Regions from separate parts of the Homo sapiens genome. Here region 2 is linked to region 1. Evidence: chromatin contacts called from ENCODE Hi-C or POLR2A ChIA-PET data. All regions are on one chromosome and are shown on one strand. The core of a region is the stretch at or near the end of the contact, and the rest is flanking DNA. Distances in the headings are between cores, read along the strand shown. Region 1 overlaps PRKCE (protein kinase C epsilon). Region 2 has its middle 72 kb from the start of EPAS1.

Region 1 (6,789 bases), core at 1,383-3,882:
CATCCCTGTGACCAGTAATAAGCAATTTGGTAACTGTGACCTGGTTGCTTTCATCCTAGTTTCAAATAATTAGATGATTAAGAAAAATGTGAAAGGAGATTGGAGAAACTGCTGAGGTCACTGTTGACACTTTGAATCAATGAGGAAATCAGAAGGCTGGGTTACCGTGAGTATGTGCTCCCCACCTCTACTGTCCGCCCTTAACTGAAATCAAGTGGGTCCTTGGATTGATGGGATTTGGTCTGTGTAGCCTTCATTTGCTTGTTAGCCAAGTTCATGGTTTATACATCTGTCCCCACCCTCCTCTGTGGCTGGCCAGAGACGCTAATTCAGTCATCACACATGGTGCTGTTCCTGAGAAGGATGCCTGTTCGGAGAAAAAAAAAGCCCCTTGAAGGTCTGGCTAGAGAAATAGGAGGAGTAAAAGCATCCTATACTGAAATGAGGGAAAGGAGAAAGAGTAGCACTGAGAGTGTACTGCAGCGGTTAGGTCTGGGAGGGGAAAAAAAACCGGAGAGCAGGCATTTCACTTGGAGAATCTAAAGAATTGCAGGGTGGTTTCTCTTGCTATTGTTTGAAGGGAAGCCAGCAGTCAAGAAAATTATTGGTCAAATTTCACAGAAGAAGGAACATGACACAGAGGATTTTAGTTTTAATAGCTCAGAATCAAATCTGATGTTTCAAGGAAAGTGAAGAGAACAATTGACTATCAAAAGTACTGGAGAATCTGCCACTGAGCTCTTCCCAAAAGCAAGTGAGGGCACCAGAGGGGTGGGAGTTTCTGTCCTTTGCCATAAGGAAATAGACTGACTTTTTTAAACCAACATACCAGAGTTTACACATTCAAATGAGTATTGTCCTCTCCTTTAACTGTCCTTTTGGGAGACTTCATTCTCAGGGCAAAAATACTGCTTTTACATTGAATACATCTACATGCCTCTCTAGGTTTTTATTTGACTACATAGTCTCTTTTGTGGCTAATAATCCTGCTTTGGGAGTAGATCTGATTTCTGAAAATCATTTTGTATCCAAAATAATGTAAGCCTGTAAAGGAAAAACCTGATTTTTCTGAGTTGGCTTTGAAATGATGGATTCTGAAATTAATTCTACATGAGGTCCAGAAATCACATGGGCAGAGATTTCCGGGCTCCCCATGGTACCTTCTGGGGAGCCAGAAGTTCAGCCAAGCTGGGTGATTACTCACCTTTGAGTCAGACACTCCTGGGATGGGATCCTCCCTTCACATGTGGGTCCTAAGCCAGTTCTTTTTACCTTCTGATCCTCAATTTTCTCACTTAAAAGCTGGGATAGTAATAGTATCTACCTCACGGGATTACTGTGAATATTAAATGAGGTGATACTTGGGAAAACACATAGGAAGGGCTTAGTAATTGCTTATTATTATTACTGATCCCTTACATTGCCATAATGTGGAGCCAGGTACATAGTAGGTAATCACTGAATCTTTGTCAACTAGTTGCAGGGTTGTTGCTAAGGATGTCAGGTTTTGACTTGAAAGTACACCTGTATTTAAAGAGTGGGGTCATCTGAGGTAACTCCAAGACTAGAAAAACATTTCTAATCCTCAATCCTGTAAAACACTTCAAAATGGCATTTGTTCACCTCTAAGATCTACCCTAGCTCTAATAGTCCATGAAATCATGATGCTGAATTACATAAAACAAGGGGATTAATGTGAACAATAAGAAAAAATGTTGACCAATAGCATGGATAATTGAAGAATAAATGGTCAGAACCAGGCAACTCTAGAGGAAAAGCTTAGAGGACAGTTTCGTGGAATTATCAACTGGAGAGACTCCTTTGAGGTTGTTTAGAATGACGACATCATTGTTTAACTTGAGCATGGGAACCATCACCAGGAGGAAACCTACCTGAAATTCTACACTCAGAAGAGTTGGCACTTGGGTAGCTGTGGGACACGGTGGAGAAAGAAACTACCCAAAGTTGGCCAAAGAGCTTGTCACTGTTCTACAATGATCTCAAATTGGTAAAGGAGGTTTTCACAGCTTTTCCAAAGGTTTGAAAAAGAAAATAGCTACTGGTGGCTGTGAAAACACTGCATTGGCTGCAAAAATCAGTGTGATCTGGTATCAGAAGCAAGGTGTTAAATATTATCCAAAAAATGCAGACACAATATACTCTTCATGGAAAGCCTTGGACTAACAAAAGAGAAAAATGGAGATGAGACTATTATATGATAATCACTGCCTAACAACTGGCTTCAATAAGGAGGCTCCCCATGCTGTTGTAACCACAGAATACAGAGCATGAAGAAATGGACTTAAGTTACAGCCAAAGAGATGGAGGATGAGACCTAAGGAAAAAGACTTTCTTACCCTTCTTGAAGATAAAGCATAAGAATGAAGATCCCTAGAGATGGATGGGAGTCGCTGTGGAATCTGGCAGTTTGGGCGTTGACCTGTCCGATAGCAAACCCAGAGCAATGGCCCCAGGGAGTCTGGGAGCCTCCAAGAAAGCAGAGACTTCACCCAAGAGTCTCATTCGAACAACCTGACTGAATCTCAGCCTGCAACAGATGGAGCAAAAGTTCCATCTTAGGATGCTGGAGACTAAATGGGTTAGAAGTAGAGGGGGAAGTGCACGAACTCGGCTCCAGGAGGAAGAGAGCAAATGGCCCATGGAAGTTTTCCTATCTCTGGCTCCTTGGAACCATGGAGTCAACACGATAAAATTAGCAGAGCTAAGTAGGCAGATTTGTGGGGTTGGAGGCATAATTGGTCCTGTTTTTCTCTAGTCTTGACCTAACTGAAGTTCACTGGGTATGTAATGGAAAAAAAACAACCAGCTTGATATAAAAATACAGGAAATGCCTGCAATCACTGCTGATTACAGTAGCAGCTTTCCTTCTGTTATTTTTGTGAAAGAGAAAAAAAAAGGGGGGGTTATTAGGGTGTTTTTTTTTCCCTTTCCTAAACTTTGGAAACAACTTGGGCTATTAGTTCTTTTTAGGGCATTCTTTACTCTAGCTAAATGATGTCACTTAATCTTTATAAATAAAGTGGGTGGGGGGAGACATTCAAATTCTTATCATAAATAAAATTCCTGAGTATAAAATACATACAAATGGTTCTAAATATGGTTTATTGGCCCTAAGGGCTTGTGTTTTCCGAATTCCCCTAATTTCTAATCTTTCTAGGCTGAACAGGATAAATTGAGTTTTTAGTGTAGTGCCTCATTTTGCAGTATGGTTTGCATTAGTGCTAGGAGAGGAACATTGTTTCCAGCAATTTATCTCCCAGAAACCATCTCTGCTTAGCAAGTGAAGAAATATTTGCAAAGAGACTCTTTCAACTAGTGATTGAGAAACACGCATTGTTCCGGCAGCAGAGAGACAGTACGTAGATTCTCACTAAAATGGAGCTTGTGAGGAACACTCCACCCAGTGTGTTAGTATCACTACTTATATCTTAATTTTGGCTTCAGGATTCTCAACTCCCGTTGCTAGAATTTAGATAGAACTGTTGAAGTCTGTAATGATAATGTGTCTTTTAAAATGTCACCTTGGAATTTGTTGGATTCTCCTGGCTTTTAGTTGGCGGGTACCCTGGGAGTTTGTAGCTGGGAGGCTCCTTGGGCACCTTTTGGAGATGCTATGCTTTGTCTGTTAAGCCCTGGGGCTCCTTTGTTCATAAGTTTTCAAAAGATGCTGTCATTCTGGGACTTAGAAAACTCTTCTCCCCAACATGAAGCTCAGATAAAAAATAGAATTTGGTTTTTAAGCAGTAGCATTGCTAAGAGGAAACGCACTGACCTCATGTTCAGACACTCATCAACCATAGTCTCTTCACCTCCCCAGTGAAAAGTGGTTCTTGATGTTCCTCTAGCATAATGGTTCTCAACCACTAGTGGTTATTTTACCTCCAGGGAAGATTTGGCAATGTCTAGAGACATTTTTGGTTGCTGAAACTTGGGGATGGGGGCCAGGAGAGTGCTGCTGGCATCTAGTGGGTAGAGGCCAAGGATACTGGTAAACATTCTGCAATGCACAGGACGGTCCTCACAACAAAGATTTATCCAGCCTAACATGTCAGTAGTGCCCAGGCTGGAAAACCCGCTCTAGATGCAAAGTTCTCTGCTCATGTGACTCTGAAGGTTTGGGGGTAGCTGTGAGCTAACAGGTCTCTTGTTTTGGCTAGTAAGATTTATACAGATTTTGCCATGGTGTTTAGGTAGAGTACAGCCATATTTGCAGGTTTTTCAGACCCTGGAGAAATCAGATGTAGATGATGTAGGCTTTTTTAACTCTTCTGAAGATAGGAGAAGGCATAAGGGGAGAGACTTCCATTTGTCATTTCACTTCCTTTCTCTACTCAACACGTTTTTGTAACTTCTCAGATTGTATTGACCTTTCTTTCAAAGGATGCCACCCATGTTTCAAAAACCAGAGGCTTGTCTTCTTTTCCTGTCAACGTTAAGTCAAGAAGTATATTTAATCTATCCATACTGTAAAAACTAGAATAGTCTGAATAGAATCCTGCCTTCTTACCGATGTATTAATATCAGTTTTCCACCACTCACAGCTGTTACGTTTGTTCACCATGAATCTGTGGCACTTGACCTACATGATCAGGAAGATGATTTTTAAAAACCTAACTCAGTCAAAGCTGTAAAATTTATTGTCTAAGAAAGCATAGGAGCCTTTTGGACTACTTGGATTCATTCCCAAAGTAAAACCCTTTCTTTTGAGATAAATTGTGTTTCAACCAAACCAAACTTTTTAAAATGTCACTTTACCATCACAGCTCCATCTAACCAGAGTATCTTCACCCACCCTTTCAGCAACTTTTATGGGGATGTTTATGCCAATAATGCTTTGGCATTCTTGGGGTTAATAAGCTTAAGAATGCACAGGCAGACAATTTTCATTTCCACCTTGGTGCACCCGTTGTAAAGTAGGCGTTGTATTGTTTATGGCCTCTTGGGGCCAGACTGCCTTGAATGTTTTATGGCATGAGATCAGTCCCCATGATCTGAGGTGGGCCCCACCCTGCACACTGAGAGATGTCCCCTGGTTCTGTTCTCTCTGACACCAAGGTGCCTGGCACAGTCATTGCCTGTCTTTGACATACAGGTACCTGCAACTCCCTGCCCAGTCTGTACAGCATCACACAGTGGACTCTGAGATATTATAGAGGGGCCCATAGGGAATTTACAGGACCCGGCATGGTGCTGGGCTTGTAAAAGATGGCTAAAAGATATTGACCAATTGGTGGATGGGAATTCTGGGTTGATGGTCAGGCTCACCAAATTCAATGCAAAGATCATAAACGCTAGGCTTTCAGCACGTGTCAGTGAGCACATTTGAACTGACAACAGACAGGTGTGCCAGCCCTAAATGCATACCTGCAGGGCCTCGTACACCTAAACATGTACTAAACTGATGCTCATGAATGCTGTGGACAGGAGTCAAGATCTGATCATGGAGAAAAGACAGCACTGTTCTTTCTTGCCAGTCAGCTCACTCAGCTGGATTTACAGGGAACTTAAAAGGAGTAAATCAGGCCAAGGGAAATCATTTACATTCACCAGTATTCTTCTCTTTTTTTCACCCTTTTTCCCTCCTTCCCTCCTTTTTTCCCATTGAGATATAATAGGCCTACAGTCGAGTGCACAGTTCTTAGATATTAATGAATTTTTACATGAATACACACCTATGTAACCCAAACGAAGATACAGCATATTCCCAGCACGAGGCAGGCTTCCTTAGGCTCCTTCCAGTCAGTGCTCCCCACTGCCCGGAGAGGTAGCCACCATTCTGCCAATAGGTTAGTTTTGTATTTAGGTCTCTTTATTTGTGTTTTTTGTTTGTTTGTTTTTGTTTTTGTTTTGTTTTTTTGAGACGGAGTCTTGTTCTGTCATCCAGGGTGGAGTGCAGTGGCGTGATCTTGGCTCACTGCAACCTCTGCCTCCTGGATTCAAGTGATTCTCCTGCTCAGCCTCCTGAGAAGCTGGGATTACAGGTGCATGCCACTATGCCCAGCTAATTTTTGTATTTTTAGTAGACGGGGTTTCGCCATGTTGGCCAGCTGGTCTCAAACTCCTGACCTCAAGTGATCCATCCACCTTGGCCTCCCAGAGTGCTGGGATTACAGGCATGAGTCACTGCACCCAGCCCACTTATAGGTCTCTTTAAAACTGACCTTAGTGATGAAATATGTAAATAGTCCTCACTGGGCGAGGTTACATCCCTCTGACCTTACCCAGGTTTGGGTTGATAGATGAAGTTCCTCGCTTTTATGAAGAATAATAATTATTATTGAGGGGTTAAATTGGGCCTGACAGTAAGTGTTTTCTGTACATTCTTTCATTTAACCACTGGGAAGATAGCTGCAAGGTAGATAGCATTGTCCCCATTTTACAGGTGAAGAAACTGAGGCTTCAAGTTTTAACATGAAGCAAAAAGGTCCAATGGTCAGGAAGTGGGGGCGCAGTGTTGAAACCTGGCTTTTTCTGGCACAACAGTCTGGGTTTTTTTTTTTTTTTTTTTTTTTAGCAGTACACCAACCAGCACTAGTCACCATTATAATCAGGAGAGTCCTGGTGAAGCCAAATTATTTTTTATGTAAAACTGAGTTATTTCCTCCCTGGTAAAATCTGAGGAAAGATCCTAGAAAGCTTTACCAGATCACCTTGGTCATTGTGGCAATATTACTGCCCAGGGGCCATGGTTTCTGAAATCTGTCTCTGAAATGTATGTTTAAACTTTAAGAGGAAAGTTGACTGAAGTTCACTAGCAAAAAAAAAAAA
Region 2 (6,521 bases), core at 1,998-4,497, 110 kb after region 1:
CAGCCAATATCATACTGAATGGGCAAAAGCTGGAAGCATTCCCTTTGAAAACTGGCACGAGACAGGGATGCCCTCTCTCACCACTCCTATTCAACTTAGTTTTGGAAGTTCTGGCCAGGGCAATCAGGCAGGAGAAAGAAATAAAGGGTATTCAATTAGGAAAAGACGAAGTCAAATTGTCCCTGTTTGCAGATGACATGATTGTATTTTTAGAAAACCCCTTAGTCTCAGCCCAAAATCTCCTTAAGCTGATAAGCAACTTCAGCAAAGTCTCAGGATACAAAATCAATGTGCAAAAATCACAAGCATTCTTATACACCAACAACCAACAAAAGGAGAGCCAAATCATGAGTGAACTCCCATTCACAATTGCTTCAAAGAGAATAAAATACCTAGGAATCCAACTTACAAGGGATGTGAAGGACCTCTTCAAGGAGAACTACAAACCACTGCTCAGGGAAATAAGAAAGGACACAAACAAATGGAAGAACATTCCATGCTCATGGGTAGGAAGAATCAATATCGTGAAAATGGCCATACTGCCCAAGGTAATTTATAGATTCAATGCCCTCCCCATCAAGCTACAAATGACTTTCTTCACAGAATTGGAAAAAACTTTAAAGTTTATATGGAACCAAAAAAGAGCCCACATTGCCAAGACAATCCTAAGCCAAAAGAACAAAGCTGGAGGCATCACACTACCTGACTTCAAACTATACTACAAGGCTACAGTAACCAAAACAGCATGGTACTGGCACCAAAACAGAGATATAGACCAATGGAACAGAACAGAGCCCTCAGAAATAATACCACACATCTACAACCATCTGATCTTTGACAAACCTGACAAAAACAAGCAATGGGGAAAGGATTCCCTATTTAATAAATGGTGCTGGGAAAACTGGCTAGCCATATGTAGAAAGCTGAAACAGGATCCCTTCCTTACACCTTATACAAAAATTAATTCAAGATGGATTAAAGACTTACATGTTAGACCTAAAACCATAAAAACCCTAGAAGAAAACCTAGGCAATACCATTCAGGACATAGGCATGGGCAAGGACTTCATGACTAAAACACAAAAAGCAATGGCAACAAAAGCCAAAATTGACAAATGGATCTGATTAATCTAAAGAGCTTCTGCACAGCAAAAGAAACTACTATCAGAGTGAACAGGCAACATACAAAATGGGAGAAAATTTTTACAATCTACCCATCTGACAAAGGGCTAATATCCAGAATCCACAAAGAACTTAAACAAATTTACAAGAAAAAATCAAACAACTCCACGAAAAAGTAGTGAAGGATATGAACAGACACTTCTCAAAAGAAGACATTTATGCAGCCAATAGGCACATGAAAAAATGCTCATCATCAATGGCCATCAGGGAAATGAAAATCAAAACCACAATGAGATACCATCTCACACCAGTTAGAATGGCGATCATTAAAAAGTCAGGAAACAACAGGTGCTGGAGAGGATGTGGAGAAATAGGAACACTTTTACACTGTCGGAGGGACTGTAAACTAGTTCAACCCTTGTGGAAGACAGTGTGGCGATTCCTCAAGGATCTAGAACTAGAAAATACCATTTGACCCAGCCATCCCATTACTGGGTATATACCCAAAGGATTATAAATCACGTTGCTATAAAGACCATAAAAGTTATGCAATTGTGGTCTCTTTCTCTCTCAAAATGCATAAAGTTTTCAGACTGTGGTTGACCATGGATAAGTTAAACTGCAGAAAGTGAAGGTGTGGATAGGGTTGGGGGAATACTGTGCAAAAAAGGCAACAGGAGGGATCGTTGTGGCGATGGAAGTGTTCTGTATCTTGACCGTATGAATGTCAATATTCTGGTTGTGATATTGTACTATATGTTTGTAAAATGTTACCACTGGGGAAACTATGCAAACGGTATATGGAATCTCTCTGTATTACTTCTTGCAATGCATGTGATTCTACAATTATCTTAAAACAAAATGTTTAATTAAAAAAAAACCCACAAAACTTGACTGTTCCTCAAAACCTTCACTGAGTTAACCACTTCCTCTTTGAAACCACCTTATACCCTATACAACACTGATAATATAGTATTATTGCCCTTCCATGTTCTACTGTAATTAGTCTATCTCCCTTACCAAACTGTGAGCTCCAAGAGGAGGTTTTAAAGGCAAGATATGTTTTGTTCATCTATGTATGCCTAGCATCTAGTAGTGCCTGATACATTGAAGATGTTTTGTAAATGCTTGTTGAATAAAACTGGATGTGACAGACATAAAAAAAAAAGACACATGCACACGTTTATTGCGGCACTATTCACAATAGCAAAGACTTGGAACCAACCCAAATGTCCATCAGTGATAGACTGGATTAAGAAAATGTGGCACATATACACCATGGAATACTATGCAGCCATAAAAAAGGATGAGTTAATGTCCTTTGTAGGGACATGGATGAAGCTGGAAACCATCATTCTCAGCAAACTATCGCAAGGACAGAAAACCAAACACCGCATGTTCTCACTCATAGGTGGGAATTGAACAATGACAACACTTGGACACAGGATGGGGAACATCTCACACCAGGGCCTGTCGTGGGGTGGGGGGAGGGGGGAGGGATAGGAGATATACCTAATGTAAATGGTGAGTTAATGGGTGCAGCACACCAACATGGCACATGTATACATATGTAACAAACCTGCACGTTGTGCACATGTACCCTAGAACTTAAAGTCTAATTTAAAAAAAAGAACAGTGCTTTTCAGAAGAAAGTGATATTCCTCTGCTTTAATTAAAGACATGCATGTTTTCAGTAAAAAAAAAAAAATTGGTTGTTACCTTTTCTTAATATTTTAGTGTTTTTTCTGTGTGTGTGTGTGTGTGTGTGTGTGTGTGTGTGTGTGTGTAGCAAGCAGGTTATTCTGATGCTGACTACTTCATCATGATCTTAAATAGAAGGATTTAAAGATAAAGATGAGGAAACCTCCAGAAAAATTGAATGAAGAGACATTGAGATAATAAATAGGAGTAAAACAATTAGAAAATCAGAGATCTAGTTCAGGAGATCTAACACCCAATAATTAGAGGTTACAGAAAAAGAGTATATATTAATGATCTATTTGGGGTGACAAATTACCTCAAAACTTAGTGGCTTAAAAAATTGTAAACATTTATATCTCTTTCAGTTCCTGTGGCCACGAGTTCAAGAGTGACTCAGCTGAATGGTCTGCCTCAAGGTTTCTCATGAGGTTCAGCTGGATGTTGGCCAGGGCTGCAGTCTTCTTAAGACTGGCTGTAGCTGGAGAATTTGCTCCAAGGCAGCACACTCATGTGACTAGCAGGTTTATGTTCTTTCTCAATTTCTCACTATGTGAATCTCTCCACAGGGTCACTTGAGTATCTTCATGACATGACAGCTAGCTTTTCCCAGAGAGAGTAATCCAAGAGACCAAGAAAAAAGGTGAAAGGTCTTTTATGACTACCCATTGATGTCATCCATTGTCACTTTCACAATATCCTACTGGTCACACAGGTCCTCCCTTTTAATGTTGAAAGGGAGTACACAACAGCATGCATAGCAGGAGGCCAGGATCATTGTAAAGGGGCAAAAATAATCAAAGAAATAATAGAAGAAAATTTCCTATATGAGAAGAGCATGAAGTTTCTACTGCGGTGGATTAAAATAGACTCTACTCCAACGAACAACAGCATGAAATTTCAGAACACTGAAAGTCAAGAGAAAATTTCACAAGATTCTAGGAAGGAAAAAAAGGATGTCACATACCAAATGTTTAGAATCAAAATGGCTTCATAGGAGTGGATGCAGTGGTGTGCCCATGTAGTCCCAACTATTTGGGAGGTTGAAGCAGAGGATCACTTGAGGCTAAGAGTTTGAGGCCAGCCTGGGCAACACAGAAAGAACCCATGTCTAAAAAGAAATAAAGAAAAAAATAGCTACATACTCCTCAAAGGCAACATTGTAAGACATAATATATAATGTCAAATAGAATAAATGAAGACATATCCTAAAGCAATATATTTAAAATTCTGGGAAAAATTACTTTAAACCTATAATTTAATACCCAAGTCAAACTATCAATTAAGTTTTAGTGTAGAATAAAGACACTTTAAGATATGCAAGTTAAAAAAATTATCTCCCACACACCCTTTCTCAGAAACCTTGGGAAAACAGAGGATTCAGGAAACAAGGGATTCAATACAAGGAAGAGGAGAAGGAAATCCCCAGAATGATGAAGAAAGGATTTCCCAAGACAACAGCTATGTGCCAAGTGCAGAGGGCAAACAGAACGGACTTTAAAAGGGCAGAAGATTCAGGAGATTGTTTCAAGGTTAAATTGATAGAACACCTAATGTGTTTAAACACACTGAGAGATTTACACAAGTGGGGAAGAGTTTAAAGTTGAACTACTTCAGATAGTGAACTTAGTGATAAATTCTTCAAAAAGGAAGGCAATGGAAAAATAAGCATTAATTCCAGACAAAACAATAAACTGTGCAGGAAAGGTAACACAACCAAAGTTTACTATATATCTCTGCTGCAACTGGCATTTACAAAGTCATAAAAATGTGAACACAGAATACTGATCTAGTGAAAAATCATAATATAATTATACTGAGAGGGCAGAGGAATGAAAAGTATGCATGTATGTGGTGGTGCAGACCAGGGATTAAAAGACAGCTAAATCTTCATTTTCCATAGTGGGAAATCAATAGGTACTATCTTGAACTGAAAAATCAATAAATAGCAATATAAGCATGTTATTTAGAGATGTGGAATTAAATACCAAATGAATCAACTATAGTTGCTGAAATTGGTTGCCTCTGGGGAGCAGGAATTAATGAAGGGTATGGCAAAATTTGTGCTAATTTTCTTAATAAACCTCATAAAACTGGCCTATTCTTTCAACTATGTTTGTATAAATTTTCATCAAAATAAACCAAAAACAATTAAACTTGAGAAAAATAACGGAAAAGCAGGGAGTAGTCAGTTGTTTTGAACACTGATGAATAATCAAGAAGATAAGAACAGAGAATGGTTCATTAAAGGTGACAAGATGTAGATCATTGGTAACCAGAGGAGTAGTCAGTGTGGAACCCATTGGTAACCGGAGGAGTAGTCGGTGTGGAAACCCCCTTAATATTCAAAGAGAAAAATACGCAAGGGATATAAATAGACATCACAGAAAATAGGTATATAATCATCCGTAGTCACATGAAAAAATACTCCATCTCATTCATAATAAAAGAAATGCCAATTAAAGTGATATGATATTTTGTAACATATTGGCATCAAATAAAAAAATAATGTACTCGTCATTGGTAATGGTGAGGACAGAATGGCAGCCTCATACACAGTATATGAGAGTGTGAATTGGGAAAGACTTCACTGAAGGCTAATTTGGAATATCTATGAAAATGTATAATTCACCTGCTCTTTGAGTAACCCCTCTTCTGGGGTTTTATACTACAGATAAACTCATGGAAGTATGCAGTATGTTTGAAGATACTCAGTGGAAAATAATACAAACGTCTCTCAGTACAGAACTTGCTAAACAAATGATACGTTCTTCCCACAGATTACTAGGTGCATCATTAAGAGTGGCTGTTCTGCACGTGCTCATGTTGAAAAGGGGACAAGATATCTTAATTCAGAAAAAAAAATGTTAATAGTATTTATAGTTATGAGTCTGCATGTGTGACAAATGAAGACAAGTCATTTGTAATGATCTGGCACCTACTGGATGGTCAATAGAAAGTTCTTAGCTACTGTTCCTAATGCAAGCTGTAAAACTAAACAATGATTATGATTCCAAATAAAAATGCATTGGATAATAAAGCTCACTTGGCTGCAGAGGTCATGCACATCGAACTTTACATTTTTCTGTGTGATTTACAACAGTTTTGCTGTTCTCATTGATCAACTTAATCATGATTAAATGTAATAAATTTGAACTTACAAAATAATGTAACAGTCTGCTGTCATATGTTTTGTATGTTTTGCCTATTGGACTTTTTTTTCAGAACAAGCTTTCTTTAAAAGTTATATAATTCTTTGGCTCAAAGAAAAAACCTAGAAAATAATATTCCCCACTGACCTGTACTTTCCTGACCCAGCAAGCCTTCAGCAGATTTGTCTTGGACTAGAATTCAAGACACCTGGGTGCCAGTCCTGGCTCGGCTACTCAGTAGGTGGGTGACCTTGAGCAAACCCTTCGGCCTCTCTTAGTTCTTCTTAGCTGTCGTATGGGATACAGCGCCTTTCCTATCTACCCTGTGGGACTACTGTGAAAAGCAAATGAGGCAACAGGTATATAAATTTGTAATCTGTGAAAGCATGCACATGAAAGAACTTTTATTTTGATAGCTAGAAGTATCCTCTCACAGGTTAAATATTTCTGGTCCTCCCAGCAGAGAGACACGCCTGGGTATTTATTCAGTAGACCTTGAGTGCCTTTCTGGACCAAGCAGGGACTGGTGAGGCAGAATTGAATATGATGC

Evidence for each region. A loop is a pair of places that touch in the nucleus more often than their neighbours do. ChIA-PET counts read pairs that join two places held with the same protein, here RNA polymerase II (POLR2A). Pooled maps may share reads with other maps.
Region 2: a loop to region 1 is called in a pooled map, with 2.9 times the contacts of the local background. The contact joins two enhancer-like sites. A Hi-C loop is called at or near these places in 2 of 50 pooled maps. POLR2A ChIA-PET finds 5 or more read pairs at or near these places in 3 of 52 experiments (WTC11 and activated T-cell).

Annotation. Positions count from the first base shown.
Region 1 is chr2:46,116,372-46,123,160 of GRCh38, forward strand. All of the region lies in intron 11 of PRKCE (protein kinase C epsilon), which reads left to right. Among named protein-coding and RNA genes, the nearest start is that of EPAS1, 180 kb to the right of the region's middle. RefSeq lists an enhancer at 567-1,766. Within about 2 kb of position 2,633, at least 3 of the 41 ENCODE cell types and tissues checked have a DNase peak (open chromatin) inside an H3K27ac peak, as active enhancers do.
Region 2 is chr2:46,221,649-46,228,169 of GRCh38, forward strand. No RefSeq gene overlaps it. Among named protein-coding and RNA genes, the nearest start is that of EPAS1, 72 kb to the right of the region's middle. Within about 2 kb of position 3,248, at least 16 of the 41 ENCODE cell types and tissues checked have a DNase peak (open chromatin) inside an H3K27ac peak, as active enhancers do.